Linked DNA regions of Homo sapiens: region 1 is linked to region 2. Evidence: read pairs that join two places in POLR2A ChIA-PET (ENCODE). Cell type or tissue: HepG2. All regions are shown on one strand. Each heading gives the region's core, and the rest is flanking DNA. Links, peaks and the distances in the headings are about the cores only.

Evidence for each region. ChIA-PET counts read pairs that join two places held together with the same protein. Peaks named below come from ENCODE experiments on the same cell type or tissue, not always from the same donor. Only the 100,000 strongest peaks of a DNase experiment are listed, where the experiment ranks them.
Region 1: POLR2A ChIA-PET joins it to region 2 with 12 read pairs; 31 of 35 experiments call an interaction of 5 or more read pairs at or near these places.

What each region holds. Positions count from the first base shown.
Region 1 is chr6:73,563,654-73,571,986 of GRCh38, forward strand. It overlaps EEF1A1-AS1 (EEF1A1 antisense RNA 1), which reads left to right. Exons shown (of 5, transcript NR_187283.1): 4 at 6,634-8,333. Among named protein-coding and RNA genes, the nearest start is that of EEF1A1-AS1, 44 kb to the left of the region's middle. RefSeq lists enhancers at 1-420, 2,071-2,620 and a silencer at 2,169-2,351. In HepG2, for the core only: no CTCF peak of the experiment used is centred there; DNase peaks (open chromatin) are centred at 2,618 and 3,528; H3K4me3 peaks cover 1,240 bases.
Region 2 is chr6:73,510,724-73,519,002 of GRCh38, forward strand. It overlaps EEF1A1 (eukaryotic translation elongation factor 1 alpha 1), which reads right to left. Exons shown (of 8, transcript NM_001402.6): 4 at 8,209-8,279; 5 at 7,975-8,125; 6 at 7,631-7,887; 7 at 7,307-7,541; 8 at 5,027-7,211. The coding sequence ends at 7,087. Among named protein-coding and RNA genes, the nearest start is that of EEF1A1, 6.2 kb to the right of the region's middle. RefSeq lists a silencer at 4,603-4,897. In HepG2, for the core only: a CTCF peak has its summit at 5,084 (motif pointing right); DNase peaks (open chromatin) are centred at 3,428, 3,868, 4,188, 5,118 and 1 weaker place; H3K4me3 peaks cover 1,057 bases.

The DNA.
Region 1 (8,333 bases), core at 268-8,267, 53 kb after region 2:
AAATTTAAACAAAAACCATCTCATGGTTCCTATTGTAAAAAGTGACATGCTGGGCGCAGTGGCTCACGCCTCTGATCCCAGCACTTTGGGAGGCCGAGGTGGGTGGATCATGAGATCAGGAGATTGAGACCACTGCTTGAACCCAGGAGGCGCAGGTTGCAGTGAGCCAAGATCGTGCCACTGCACTCCAGCCTGGGCGATAGAGCCAGACTCTGTCTCAAAAAAAAAAAAAAAAAAAAAGGGACAACATAGGTTGGGTGTGGTACCTCACATCTGTAATGGGCCTTTGGGAGGCCCAGGTGGGAGAGTCACTTGAGCCCAGAAATTTGAGACCAGCCTGGGCAACACAGTGAGACTCGGTCTCTATTTAAATACAGAAAAAAAAAAGTGATAACATGGACATATTAGGCAAATATTATTCAAGTAATTGTTAGCAAGAACTTAATAATATATGGTATGAGGAACTGTGTGCATGAAATGGACCATAGAAAACAATAATAATTCTAAGGTCGGTTTTTATGGAAGAGACAGAACTGAACTGAGCCCTAATTGCTTAGTTTGTAGAAAGCAAAGGAGATAAGCAAAAATATTCCAGTGAAGGGGATATGTCACAGTAGGCTAGGAACAGTGAAAAATCTACTTGACTAACCTGAAAGTGGGAAGGCTCAGAATAAAATGGGAAAGGGTGTGTCAGATACTAGAGGGCCTTGAAGATCACACAGAGGTGTTTAAACTTGATCCAGTGGGAAACAGGGAGCCACAAGGGGTTTTAATGGGGTGACTAAATTAGCGAAAATAATGTATAAGGAAGTTAGCTGGAAATGCCAATAATATTAATTTCCTTCTATTGAAGACCTGATGTGTGCCAGGCACTAGGCAAACAGCCCTAAGATAAGAATTTTTGCTCCCATGTAACGGTTTAGTTAAATGAGAATCCAAGAGGCGACTTACTTGAGCCATAGAGTTAGTAAATGGCTGAGTTAAGACCTACACTTGGGTCCCTATGTCAGAGGCGTGTGAACCAGAGCAACTCCATCTTGAATAGTGGCTAGGTAAAATAAGGCTGAGACCATCTGGGCGGCATTCCCAGACAGTCTAAGTCACAGGATGAGATACGGGGTCAGCACAAGATACAGGTCATAAAGACCTTGCTGATAAAACAGGTTGCACTAAAGAAGCATCAAAACCAAGATGGCGACGAGAGTGACCACTGGTTGTTCTCACTGCTATACTCCTACCAGAACCGTGACAGTTTACTAATGCCATGGCAATGTCAGGAAGTTACCCTATATGGTCTAGAAAGGGGAGGAGCTCTCAGTTCCGGAAACTGCCCACCCCTTTCCTGGAAAACTCATGAATAAGACACCCCTTGTTTAGCATATAATCAAGAAATAACCATAAAAGTGGGCTGGGTGTGGTGGTTCATGCCTGTAATCCCAACACTTTGGTGGGTCGAGGCAAACAGATCACCTGAGGTCAGGAGTTCGAGTCTAGCATGGCTAACATGGCGAAACCCCATCTCTACTAAAAATACAAAAAAGTTAGGCGTGGTGGCGGGTGCCTGTAATCCCAGCTACTGGGTAAGCTGAGGCAGGAGAATCGCTTAAACCGGGGAAGCGGAGGTTGCAGTGAGCTGAGATCGTACCATTGTACTCCAGGCTGGGTGAAAAGAGCAGAACTCTGTCTTAAAAACAAAAACAAAATAAAAAAACACCATAAAATAGCCAACCAGCAGCCCATGCTGCTGCTGTGCCTGTGAGGAGCCATTCTTTATTTCTTTACTTTCTTAATAAACTTACTTTCACTTTATGGATTCAGCTCAAATTCTTTCTTGCTCGAGATCCAAGAACCCTCTCTAAGGGTCTGGATCAGGACCCTTTCTGGTAATACACCTATCATTTACATGTTCTGTCTGTTTTCATGCTACAACAGCAGAATTGTGCAGTTGGACAGAGACCCTATGTCCCACAAAGTCTTAAATTTGTACTATCTGTCCCTTTTCAGAAAAAGTCTGCTGACTCCTGTAGAGCTTTGCTATTCAGTGTGGCCTGTGGACCAGGAACAAGGGGCAACCTCTGGGAGTTTGTTAGAAAGGAAGCATCTTGGGCACCCCTTAGACCTGTTGAATTCAAATCTGCATTTTAGCAAGATTCCAAATGAATCTGTATGCACATTAAGTATAAGAAGCATTGTTGGCCAGGCACGGTGGCTTACGCCTGTAATCTCAGCACTTTGAGAGGCTGAGGCGTGCGGATCACCTGAGGTCAGCAGTTTGACACCGGTTGGCCGATGTAGTGAAACCCCGTCTCTACTGCCAGTATGGTGGTGGGCACCTGTAATCCCAGCTACTTGGGAGGCTGAGGCAGAAGAATTGCTTGAACCCAGGAGGCAGAGGGTGTGGTGAGCCGAAATTGTGCCACTGCACTCCAGCCTGGGTGACAGAGCGAGATTCCATCTTAAAAAAAAAAAAAAAAAAAAAAGCATTGTTAAAATACTGTGCTATTTTGGCTGAAAAGTTAGAGCAGGACAAGCCTAGAAACTAGGACACTGGGTAGCTTAAGACTAGGAGACAGAGGCGGAAGGGACAGGGTCCACAAACATTTAAAGAATGTCTGCCATTTGAGTGTGCACAGGCAGCTACACATTCCTGCCCCAGGCCTCTGGGATTCCTGCATATTTAGTGTAGAGAATAGGAAGCCATATGCAAGTTAAAATACAAATCTGTATTCCTTATTATTAAAGTGTGTTTTGCCATGGCATTTTGAACCAACGATAATCAAATGAGCCACTATTCAACTTCCCACCTCCCCAAAATTGGCCTGAAGGACTGCTTGGAGGGAAGTTTTAAGAGATAGTAGCTCAAATATTTTGCTAATGCAGTTTCGAAAATGCTAGAGTAGATGTGAGTAAGATGATGTAGCCTGCATCTTCCGTCAAAGGTGCCATTTGATGGTTTTCTAATTTCTTTCTTTTCAGAGTCTCACTCTGTTGCCCAGGCTGGAGTACAGTGGTGCAATCTCAGCTCACTGCAACCTCCACCTCCTGGGCTCAAGTGATTCTCCCACCTGTCCCAAGTAGCTGGGACCACAGGTGCACACCACCATGCCTGGCTAATTTTTTATAGACATGGGGTTTTTCCATGTTGCCCAGGCTGGTCTTGAACTCCTGAGCTCAAGGGATCCACCCACCTTGGCTTCCCAAAGTGCTGGGATTACAGATGTGAGCCCCCGTGCCCAGCTTCTAGTTTGCTTTTTAATCATTACTCAAATTCACGGAAGAATTTACTGGCTCTCCAGTTTGAAACCACCCTGGAATTTACATTCATAACCTCCTATTATATGCCACTAAACATCAAAAAAAAATTTTTTTTGATTTCCCATTGTTTTGAGGGAGCCAGGATAACACATCCTAGCTGGTGGCCCCACAGTTATTCCCGGGAGGTGGGGCTTCCTGGTGAGTTTCTGGTGTATTCTTGGTGTGTTCTCGGCTCACAGGGCGGAGTCAGGTTTTCCTCATGCTCAGCCAGCTTGGTGACAAATTGAGGTTGCGTAAGGGAGCGGGGTACAAAGTACATGTGCTGTGCTTCAGTTTGCATCCGCCTGGTCTGTTACACATATTATCTGGAAAATACTGTGGGGTAGGTGGTGTGAGGGCAAATTGGGAAGAAGACCAAGTGAAGCATTAAGGTGAAGCCGAGCAGAGGTAGGGAAGGGTATGGGACTAGCAGCCAAGGATTTAGGATTTAGACTGCCAAAGATTGTGAACTGAGGTAGGAAATGGGTTCTTGGAGTGACTATGATTACAGCAAGCCAACTGGGGCTGCCTGGTTCCAGATTCCATGCAAGCCAGGATGATGATGATCTGCTTGATGTCTTTACTCTGGAGCTACGGCAGAAGGCTTCAGCACTTTAAAATAATGTTTGTCATACCTCACAATACACCCACCACATTACCTGGAGGCCAGGTGAACTGAAAACACAGATTGGTAGGCCCAGAGTTTCTAATTTTGTAGGTTTGGGTAGGACTCAGTAATTTCCTTTTTTTTTTTTTGAGACGAAGTCTCGCTTTGTTGCCCAGGCTGGAGTGCAGTGGACTGCAACCTCTCCCTCCTGGGTTCAAACGATTCTCCTGCCTCAGCCTCCCGAGTCACTGGGATTACAGGTGCCCACCACCACACCTGGCTAATTTTTGTATTTTTAGTAGAGATGGGGTTTGGCCATGTTGGCCAGGCTGGTTTCAAACTCCTGACCTCAAGTGATCCTCCCGCCTTGGCCTCCCAAAGTGCTGGGATTACAGGCATGAGCCACCGTGCCCAGCAATAATTTGCATTTTAACAAGTTTAAAAGTAATGCATATTCTTTGAAACTACTGGTCCTTATAGTACACTTTAAGAACCATTGCTTTAATATGATGCCTGGTTAAGAAACTCTTTGCCTTGGCCAGGTGCGGTGGCTCATGCCTGTAATCCCAGCACTTTGGGAGACCGAGGCGGGCAGATCATGAGGTCAGGAGATCGAGACCATCCTGGCTAACACGGTAAAACCCCGTCTCTACTAAAAAAAAAAAATACCAAAAAATTAGCCGGGTGTGCTAGCAGGCGCCTGTGGTCCCAACTACTCGGGAGGCTGAGGCAGGAGAATGGCATGAACCTGGGAGGCGGAGCTTGTAGTGAGCCGAGATTGCGCCACTGCACTCCAGCCTGGGTGACACAGCGAGACTCTGTCTAAAAAAAAAAGAAACTCTCTGCCTCAGAAATCAGACTCAGAAACCAAGTGGCTTGCTGGGTGGTCAAGAAGTGTGCCCCAGGGCCAGTTCTACAAATTTCCAAGCTTCTTCCTTCCCCAAATCCTGCCAGCCTGCAAGCATCAATTCAGAAATAGTTATTTCCCAGTCATTTTGCCCTTGTTACATATCTTCCAGTTAGTTTATGTGCATGTTGAATGTAACAGTTGAACAAGTATGTCTTTGAATATAATAATGTCTTTTTTTTTATTTTTTTATTTGAGATGGAGTCTCGCTCTGTCGCCCAGGCTGGCTGGAGTGCAGTGGCACAATCTTGGCTCACTGCAACCTCTGCCTCCCGGGTTCAAGCGATTCTCCTGCCTCAGCCTCCCAAGTAGCTGGGATTTCATGTGTGTGCCACCATGCCCGGCTAATTTTTGTATTTTTAGTAGAGACAGGGTTTCACCATGTTGGCCAGGCCGGTCTCGAACTCCTGGCTTAAGTGATCCGCCCACCTTGGCCTCCCAAAGTACTGGGATTATAGGCATGAGCCACCATGCCCTGCCAGATATAATAATGTCTTTATAAGTCAAGAATACCACTAGAGAGCCTGTAGGATAATTTCAAAGAATTCATACTTATAAAATGGAATATTAGACTATTCTCTTAGTAGGACTGCCTTTGGAAAGCATGTGGTCAAATCCTGTGGGTTCCAGCAATCTTGCTAGTGTCTCCTTATTACATTGCCTGCCCTTTATTCTGGCTCCCAGCTGTTGTGGTTTTCCTCTCAGCTCACCTGAATATGTGTATTGGCCTACAGTGTTCTCTGGAAAAACTTGTGGGAACAGAGCAGTCTGGGAACCGAACAGCAGGATTTGGGCAAGGGATGATGAGGAAGCAGGCTTTCAACTGAGGCAGTCGTTCATCATTGTAAAAATTACTACCGCTGCACTGATCTTGCTCCAAACTCCAGAGGCACATAGCTCCAGGGACTCAGAAGGGCCAAGAACCGTAGCATGGAAGCCCAGCTGTGTTTGGCACACGTAATCTGCATCTCCCTGTTTAACTTAAACAGATACTTGGTTAAGTGCTTCCTCTTTGGGTTTGTATGCATTTTACTTAACTACTTGGCTGTAAATTCCCTGGCACATAAGCAAATGATTTTATTTTTAATTTTTATATATTTATTTATTTATTTTTGAGATGGGGTTTCGCTCTGTTGCCCAGGCTGGAGTGCAGTGGCACGATCTCGGCTCATTGCAACCTTTGTCTCCCAGGTTCCCCAAAGCAATTCTCATGCCTCAGCCTCCTGAGTAGCTGGGATCATAGGCGTTCACCACCACACCCGGCTAATTTTTGTATTTTTAGTAGAGGTGGGATTTCATCATGTTGGCCAGGCTGGTCTGGAACTCCTGACCTCAAGTGATCCACCTGCCTTGGCCTCCCAAAGTGCTGGGATTACAGGCGTGAGCCACCGTGCCCATATTTGCTTATGTATGCGTGCATCTGCACGTGTATGTGTGTGTGTGTTTTCTAGTTTAGTGTGCAGGGCCAATTATTCTGCGAGCCAGGCTGACATAGCATGTTCTCCTTCATCTTTAGATACAGGGGACCAAGAAGCTTAGTTCAATGTGGTATGTATTTCCTTGGCTGGGACAGAAGGTGTCTGTGAGCCATGGGTATTAGGGTTAGAAGGAAACAAGACGTGGTATTCAGATGTGACATACTAGGGTCAGAAGGAAACAAGATGTGGTACCATTCAGAGGGCCTAGGGAGCTGGATCCTACACCTTGGCAAACTGTTTTGTAATTAGATGCTGTAACTGTTTTGGAGTGTCACCCCTGATGTATAAGCCTTATTTTTTACATTCTTTTTTTCCTTTTCCTTTTTCTTTCTTTGTGAAATGATCAGGAAGAAGACGTATAAGCCTTTAAGCTTAGTAAACCTTTGGGTTCTGTGCATTTGGCCATCATTCCAGTTGTCAGCATTGTGCAGGACAGGTACTTGAGGTCTGTTTTTGTGAACCAGGGACCCGAGGCACAGAGCAAGTAAGTGGATAGAAACAAATGCTGTAAGAACAAATAATTGTATTTAAAAATTTATGATTTTCATTTATTTTTCAGAGGAAGCATTAATGAGTAGGTAGTAATTTCTGGGTATTAAAAAACCATCAGAGACATTTCTTTTTCCTTATAAAAGAAGTCATAACAGTGAACATTTATAGCACTTAGCTTACTAAGGGTTTCACGTCCTATAATCCCCAGCACTTTAGCAGGCTGAGAGGGGAGGACTGCTTGAGGCCAGGAGTTCAAGACCAGCCTGGGTAACATAGCAAGACCCTGTCTCTATTTAGAAAAATAATAAAAACAAAGGGTTTCACATGTATTTTAGAAATTAGACCTTCCGAAGTTGTGAGATTTGTAATAATGTTCATTTTAGAGACTAGAAAACTAAGCCTCATGAAGGCCATGTGACTTGTCCACCATTGCACCAGTGCTGAGTGGCAGATCTCTGGTCTGGAAGCCACGTTCTTCTCACTATACCATGTTGCCATTTTTCAGCAACTGGTGCACGATGCATATTCTCCAAGACAGAAGGGAAGGAGGCTTGATTAATTGTGGCTCAGCCTTTCCTCATAGTTTTGGGGCTGTAAGACCTGTGCATTGTAAGTGAACCATAAGGTCTGTTTGCCTCAGAGCAGGTTAGTTCACACCGTGCTGCTGCTGCTTTTAAGCAATGCAGGATGAACGGAGCTTGGGAGCAATTTTCTCTCACTCCCATGGTGGCATCTCTTCAGTTCACTTTCTTTGTACTGCTCCTCTTAGGTTTATGGCCGTGCAGTTGTCAGTGCTCCTGTCAGTCTTTCCAACCTTCCCTCTAAATTCCTGGCACCAGCAGTTGGCCTAGAACATGCTGATCTTCAGCACCCTGACAGAAAAGGCTGCTATCACAGTGGAAAGTGTGGCTTCCTGGGCTGCCTCTTGGCAAAGGGCTCTAGCTTGTCCAGATTTGGGTCAGCCCCAGGGTCTATCAGTTCCAGGAGAGGTGTTGAAGGGCTGTGACAAATGCCTGCCCTGGCAGATGGAGGAAGCTCTGGCTAGCTTGAGAGCGCAGTGTAATAACAGCTGCCCTGAGAAGGGACTTCCAGCCATTCTTGTGCTCTGAGATTGTGTCCGGAATTGGTGGGTTCTTGGTCTCACTGACTTCAAGAATGAAGCCGCAGACACTTGCGGTGAGTATTACAGTTCTTAAAGGCAGCGTGTCCGGAGTTTGCTCCTTCTGATGTTCAGATGTGTTCGAAGTCTCTTCCTTCTGGTAGGTTCGTGGTCTCACTGGCTCAGAAGTGAAGCTGCAGACCTTCACGGTGAGTGTTACAGCTCTTAAGGTGGCGCATCTGGAGTTGTTCGTTCCTCCTGGTGGGCTCGTGATCTTGCTGGCTTCAGGAGTGAAGCTGCAGACCTTCGCGGTGAGTGTTACAGGTCAAAAAAAGCAGTGTGGACCCAAAGAGTAAGCAGCAGCAAGATTTATTGCAAAGAGCGAAAGAACAAAGCTTCCCCCGCGTGGAAGAGGACCCAAGCGGGTTGCCACTGCAGAGTTTGGGCAGCCTGCTT
Region 2 (8,279 bases), core at 280-8,279:
AAACCCTGTCTCTACTAAAAATACAAAAATTAGCCGGGCGTGGTGGCACGCTCCTGTAGTCCCAGCTACTCAGGAGGCTGAAGCAGGAGAATCACCTGAACCTGGAAGGCAGAGGTTGCAGTAAACTGAGATTGTGCTACTGTACTCCAGCCTGGGCAACAGAGTGAGACTCTCAAAAAAAAAAAAAAATGCTGTCTGGGAAGAACAGCATGGGAAGAAACCATGTGACCTAAGATTAAGAAACAGCTGTAGGAACTGAAAGTGTTTAGCTCAGATGTGACTAAGGGGTATCAATTGGTGTCTTCAAGTATTGTGGCTCTCGTAGATAAGAGAATGAAAAACACAAAAAAGAAAAAAGTAAAAAGTTTTAAAAAGAGAATGAAGTAATTTAATTACACTAGAGCCCAGGTGCAATGAGAAGTTAGCCAGCAGGCAAATTTAAATAAATATTGAAGGGCTGGGCGCTGTGGCTCAGGTCTGTAATCCCAGCACTTTGGGAGGTCAAGGTGGGTGGATCAATTGAGGTCAGTTTGAGACCAGCGTGGCCAACATGGTGAAACCCCATCTCTACTAAAAATACAAAAATTAGCCGGGTGTGATGGTGGGCGCCTGTAATCCCAGCTACTCGGGAGGCTAAGGCAGGAGAATCACTTGAACTCAGGAGGTGGAGGCTACAGTGAGCCAAGATCACACCACTGCACTCTAGCCTGGACAGCAGAGCGAGACTCCATCTCAAAAATAGAAAATACAAAATAAATAAATATTGAAAACAAATTCATGGCCTGGTGTGGTGGCTCACGCCTATAATCCCAGCACTTTGGGAGGCTAAGCGCGGGGTGGATCACTTGAGGTCAGGAGTTCGAGACCAGTCTGGCCAACATGGTGAAACCCCATCTATACTAAAAATACAAAAATTAGCCAGGCGTGGTGGCATGCACCCAGCTACTTGGGAGGCTGAGGCAGGAGAATCACTTGAACTCAGGAGGCGGAGGCTATAGTGAGCCGAGATGGAGCCACTGCACTCCAGTCTGGGTGACAACATGAGACTCTGTCTCAAAAACAAAACAAAATGAAACAAAAACAAATTCATCTAGTAACAGGACAATTTAGGAGAAAGTAAACTCCCCACGACTTAACTTCTCTATGCATCAGTCTGTCATCTGTAACATGGGTACCTGCCCCCTGCCATGGCTGTTGTGAGGAATTCAGAGATGTCTTTGCCCTCCAATGTATGACATACACATCATCGAGGTAATCAAGGTCAGGCGCATGGCTCATGCCTATAATCCCAACATTTTGGAAAGCCGAAGCAGGATTGCGTGAGGCTAGGAGTTCAAGATCAGCCTAAGCAACATACCAAATCCCCTTCTCTACCCAAAAAAAACAAAACAAAAAAGCCAGGTGTGGTGGCACCTGTAGTGCCAGCTCCTGGCGAACCTAAGGCAACAGAATCGCTTGAGCCCAGGAGTTTGAGGTTGCAGTGAGCCATAGCCATGATTGTGTCACTGCACTCTAGCCTGCACTTTAGTGAGACCTTGTCTCTAAAATAAAAAAATAAAAAATAAACAAATTAAATATTTCAATAAATATATTCAAAGTTTATTTGAGTAGGTTAGATTCAAAGGTTTTTAAGTTTTCTTCTCAGATTTTCTGATTCTATGTGATTGTCCTGAGGCCAAATTAAGCCTTAAATACTGACATGTCTAAAAAGTAATACAAGCCGGGTGCAGTGGCTCATGCCTGTAATAGAAGCACTTTGGGAGGCCGAAGCAGGTGGATCACTTGAGGTCAGGAGTTCGAGACCAGCATGGCCAACATGGTAAAACCCCTTCTCTACTAAAAATACAAAAATTAGCTGGGTGTGGTGGTGCATGCCTGTAGTCCCAGCTACTTGGGAACCCGAGGCACAAGAAACACTTGAACTGGGGAGGTGGAGGTTGCAGTGAGCTGATATAGCATCATTGCATGCCAGCCTGGGCAACAGAGTGAGACTCTTGTCTCAAAAAAAAAAAAAGTGTCAAAACAATAAATAAAATAAAAATATATAGGGCTGGGTGTGGTGGCTCATGCCTGTAATCCCAGCACTTTGGGAGGCGAAGTCAGGTGGGTCATGAGGTCAAGAGATCAAGACCATCCTGGTCAACATGGTGAAACCCCATCTCTACTAAAAACACAAAAATTAGCTGGGCATGGTGGCATGTGCCTGTAGTCCCAGCTACTTGGGAGGCTGAGGCAGGAGAATAGCTTGAACCTGGGAGGCAGAGGTTGCAGTGTGGCGAGATCAAGCCACTGCACTCCAGCCTGGTGACAGAGCGAGACTCTGTCTCAAGAAAATAAATATATATGTATGTGTGTGTGTGTATGCATGTATATAATTATATATATTATATGTAGGAGTTGGGGAGAATATGAAAACATTGTGTGTGTGTATGCATATATATATTACACACACAATGTTGTCATATTCTCCCCTAACTCCTACTTATCCTTCAGGTCTCAGCTATTCCTGGCAAATACCTTCTCTGGCCAGTCTAAATTATGTCCCTTTCATTTACTCTTCTCCCTCATGGTATATTTCTCTTTTCCTTCATAGTACCATCACAACTCAAAAGTAGCTAATTTTATTTATTGAATCTCTATCTCCCCCACTAACTATAAACTCAAAGGTCAATAACCATGTCCATTTTGTTCATAGCTCTATCCCCAATGCCTAGAACGGTGCCTAGAACATAGTAAGCACAATATTTTATAAACAAATTACTTCACTGACCTGCAAAATATCAGTTTAACACTCAGGTAGTCTATTTGTCTTCCTCAAAAAAGTTGATCTCTTAATTACTAAATGGTTCAACCACTTTGGAAACAACTCGGCAGTTTCTTAAAAAGCATACGCTTTGCCACTCAGCCCAGTAATCACTTTCCTAGCTATTTACACAAGTAAAATAAAAACATTATTACATACAAAACTATATGTGGACATTTATAGCAGCTTTATTAATAATTGCCCCAAACTGGAAACAACTAAATGCCCCTCAGCTGGGAATGAATACACAAACTGTCATACACCCATTAAAAAGTAAGAGATTACTGATATATACAGGCTCACGCCTGTAACCCCAGCACTTTGGGAGGCCAAGACGGGCAGACCACCTGAGGTCAGGAGTTGGAGACCAGCCTGACCAACATGGTAAAACCCGGTCTCTACTGAAAATACAAAAATTAGGCAGGTGTGGTGGTGGGCACCTGTGGTCCTAGCTACTCAGGAGGCTGAGGCAGAATTGCTTGAACCTAGGAGACGGGGTCTCACTGTTGCCGAGGCTGGAGTACATAGCACCATCATAGCTCACTGCAGCCTCAGCCTCCCAGGATGAAGCGATCCTCCTGCCTGAACCCCCCAGAGTAGCTTGGGACTACAGGTGTGTACGACCATGCCCAGCTAATTTTTATTATTATATATATACTTTTTTGAGACGAAGTCGCACTTTGTCGTCCAGGCTGGAGTGCAGTGGCGCAATCTCGGCTCAGTGCAAACTCCGCCTCCCGGGTTGATGCTGTTCTCCTGCCTCAGCCTCCCGAGTAGCTGGGACTACAGGCGCCCACCACCATGCCCGGCTAATTTTTATTTTTAGTAGAAACGGGGGCTTCACCGTTTTAGCCAGGATGGTCTCGATCTCCTGACCTTGTGATCCGCCCACCTCGGCCTCCCAAAGTGCTGGGATTACAGGCGTGAGCCACTGCACCCGGCATCTTTATTTTTTGAGACAGTCTTGCCCTGTCACCCAGGCTGGAGTGCCCTGGCAAGATCTTGGCTCACCGCAACCCCCACCTTCCAAGCTAAAGGGATTCTCCTGCCTCAGCCTCAGTTGGGACTATAGGCATGTGCTACCACACCTTGCTTTTCTTTTGTATTTAGCAGATCTTCTCGCCTCAGCCTCCCAAAGTGCTAGGATTCGAGGCACTGCGCCCAGCCTTTTGCTTTTTTTTTTTTTTTTTTTTTGAGATGAAGTCTTTCTCTGTCGCCCAGGCTGGAGTGCAGTGGTGTGATCTTGGCTCAGCCTCGTAACTATAGGCACCTGCCACCACACCCAGCTAATTTTGTATTTTCAGTAGAGATGGGGTTTCAGCATATTAGCAAGGCTGGTCTGAACTCCTGACCTTGTGATCTCCCCACCTCAGCCTCCCAAAATGGTGGAATTACAGGCGTGAGCCATGACCTGGCCTGCTTCATTTTCTAATATCCCTTGCTTAGAATTATTGCAACATTAACGTTTATCTTCATTGTCATTGTCTCCCATAGAACCCACAAAACTAAACCTTGAGATCCATGGGCCTGCTAAAAACAGTCCCAAAGTAAATGACAAAAATGTTTAATTGCCAATAATTAGGTAAGAGAAAAAGGACAGTTAAATATCAGGGTAGTTCTAGCTGAATGAAATCTTTTAGAATTACACTAAAAAGTAAATGGTAAGTTACTAAGTTTGGAACTTCATCTCAAAAGAAAAAAAACCATGAAGATAACACAATGCTAAAATGTGGCCTGTCAGTGTAAACTGTCAACATTCTCCACTATAAAGAACTGAAACTGGGTTGAGGTTAGTAGGTCTGAACAAATCGTGTCCCACTAAGAGCACATGGGTTCTTCCTTGAGTCACTGCCGAGGCCCTGGCACATCTGAGATTTAAAAGATAAATATCAGATTAACTGGGAAAGATACAGTACAGGCAGATCACTTGAGCCCAGGAGTTGACCAGCCTTGGCAACATGGCAAAATACAAAAATTAGCCAGGCGTGGTGGCAAAAACCTGTGGTCCCTGCTATTCAGGGAAGATCACTTAAGCCCAGAAGTCAGGACTGCAGTTAGCCGTTAACTTCCACTCCAACCAGGGCAGGAGTAAAACCCTGTCTAAACAAAAAAAGCCAAGCACTACCTTGAAATCAACTGAAGTTAGCTCTCACTTTTGAAATCCACTCCAAAATTTGTAACCAATTCCAACATAGTAACTGTTAAAAGAAATGCCACTTCATCTTAAAGCTTAAAATTCATTTATTGTAGTGAGCAAGTTTGTAATGAATACCAGCAGGTGGTGCTCAAGCCACAGTTGTCTAAGACACTGGGTTTCACAGGAAGTTAATCTCAATCTCAGTATATGCAAGTAAACTGACTCATTCCTGCTTCCAGTGGGAACAATTTTTCAGTTAAATCTTGCTTCCTTGCATGTCAAGAATTCTCTACTGGTAAATCTTACAGGTGTCAACTTTCATTATCAGGGCATCTATTGGCCATCTATTAAAGGCCTTACCTGTTTTTTCTGTCATCCAGCAAATCTTAGACTATTTACTTGTGTAAACATTAGATAGCAAAGAAACTAAGGACAAAAATCTCTAGTTCAATTTAGACTTGATACCTCAGAGCACTGGCTGATGGGAAGGCATTTTATCTAATTCAGACTCAGATGAGGGAAAACGATAACACTTCATTACAGACTTGTCTATGGCCAATTCAAGTACCTTTGAATCTTGAGCAATACACATTGCCAGTCACTTTAAGAGGCCTTATCTCTTGGGCTGCTTTAACTCCTGCTTAGCATGTCCTTAAGAACACATGTCCTGGCCAGGCATGGTGGCTCATGCCTGTAATTCCAGCACTTTAGGAGGCCGAGGCGATCACCTAAGGTCAGGAGTTTGAGACCAGCCTGACCAACATGGAAAAACCTCATCTCTATTAAAAACACCAAATTAGCACATGCCTGTAATCCCAGCTACTTGGGAGGCTGAAGTAGGAGAATTGCTTGAACCCAGGAGGAGGAGATTGCAGTGAGATTTTGCCATTGCATTCTAGCCTGGGCAACAAGAACTCCATCTTAAAAAAAATTTTTAAAAACCATCACACAAACAGAAAGCATGTCCTTTAATTTTACCTATCCTTCAAACTTAAGCAAAAATTTTCCTTTTATAACCAAAAAAAAACCTTTAGACACTTTTACATATGGGAGGTCAGGCACAGTGGCTCATGCCTGTAATCCCAGCAGGAAGATCGCGAAAAGCATTTTTCAAATGCACAAATGCTTAAAGATTCAGGAGTAAGTGGGCTATTACACCTGTTAAGCCTATTACCATGTAGTTTCATTCCTAGTGACCAAGTAGACAAACTGCTAATTATCAAAGCATAAAAGGTATTAGACTCTGCAGGAGAAAAGCAATGTAGATTAGTCTAATTTTATAGCTACTTCAAATTGCCATCTTTTTCTATTAGAACCTTGTTCCTATTCTGAATAGCACTCAATAGAACTTGTGAAACCATCAAACTGGCATAAAGCTTACTCCACTGACTTCAAAATGGACCCTTCCACTCATAGGGTGTACACTAGCCACTACACTTATTTCTTATGTCATGGCAAATAGTCAACTTTCACTGCCCAGTCATTTTAACCCACGTTTCAACATGCACATCCCAGTAATTTGGAAACATTTTGTTTCCAAAGATTCACTTAACATTGGTTTAGCAACATGAAGCTTTCTATGCAACACAAGGACTCAGTTTTTGGCCTGTTTTAGTGACAGGCAATCAGCAACATGCTGCATTTCTCTCCAGTGTTGTAATCAAAGCAACCCTCCCATAGCTTTAAATGATATTCCTTCCCCTTCCAATTATGTGGGGGGAAAACAACCCTATTCTCCACCCAGAAGTGTTAACTCAAGAATTACATTTTCAAGAAGTTTCCAGATTCGTAAAACCAGAATTAGATGTCTTTCACCTAAATGTCTCGGTGTTGACCAAAGGAACACACAGGTTTCTCATTTAACTTTTTTAATGGGTCTCAAAATTCTGTGACAAATTTTTGGTCAAGTTGTTTCCATTAAAAAGTACTGATTTTAAAAACTAATAACTTAAAACTGCCACACGCAAAAAAGAAAACCAAAGTGGTCCACAAAACATTCTCCTTTCCTTCTGAAGGTTTTACGATGCATTGTTATCATTAACCAGTCTTTTACTACTAAACTTAAATGGCCAATTGAAACAAACAGTTCTGAGACCGTTCTTCCACCACTGATTAAGAGTGGGGTGGCAGGTATTAGGGATAATATTCATTTAGCCTTCTGAGCTTTCTGGGCAGACTTGGTGACCTTGCCAGCTCCAGCAGCCTTCTTGTCCACTGCTTTGATGACACCCACCGCAACTGTCTGTCTCATATCACGAACAGCAAAGCGACCTATTAAAAAAAAAGTTAATTATTACCCAAAGTACTGTTCAGTTGTATTTTTCATCTTTAACACAACTTTTTTACATTTAAGTAGTCATCCTTACCCAAAGGTGGATAGTCTGAGAAGCTCTCAACACACATGGGCTTGCCAGGAACCATATCAACAATGGCAGCATCACCAGACTTCAAGAATTTAGGGCCATCTTCCAGCTTTTTACCAGAACGGCGATCAATCTTTTCCTTCAGCTCAGCAAACTTGCATGCAATGTGAGCCGTGTGGCAATCCAATACAGGGGCATAGCCGGCGCTTATTTGGCCTGGATGGTTCAGGATAATCACCTTGGAAAAAAGATTTGCATTCAGTGCAAATCCAAAGTCTCAAATGACTTTAGCCTCTGCAATAAGTTAATGTTACTTTAAATTGTTACCTGAGCAGTGAAGCCAGCTGCTTCCATTGGTGGGTCATTTTTGCTGTCACCAGCAACGTTGCCACGACGAACATCCTTGACAGACACATTCTTGACATTGAAGCCCACATTGTCCCCAGGAAGAGCTTCACTCAAAGCTTCATGGTGCATTTCGACAGATTTTACTTCCGTTGTAACGTTGACTGGAGCAAAGGTGACCACCATACCGGGTTTGAGAACACCAGTCTCCACTCGGCCAACAGGAACAGTACCAATACCTAAAAATATTTACAGCATACTAAATACCTATGAAGGCAGACAGTACTCTATCAACTCAAATTCAACTTTGTTTACAGCCAACTTACCACCAATTTTGTAGACATCCTGGAGAGGCAGGCGCAAGGGCTTGTCAGTTGGACGAGTTGGTGGTAGGATGCAGTCCAGAGCCTCAAGCAGCGTGGTTCCACTGGCATTGCCATCCTTACGGGTGACTTTCCATCCCTTGAACCAAGGCATCTGAAACACAAGCATGCCAATTTGTGTAAGCATGAAATCGCCATTCCCAGAGCTTTTTAACAATGGTCTTGAAAGCCACTTACGTTAGCACTTGGCTCCAGCATGTTGTCACCATTCCAACCAGAAATTGGCACAAATGCTACTGTGTCGGGGT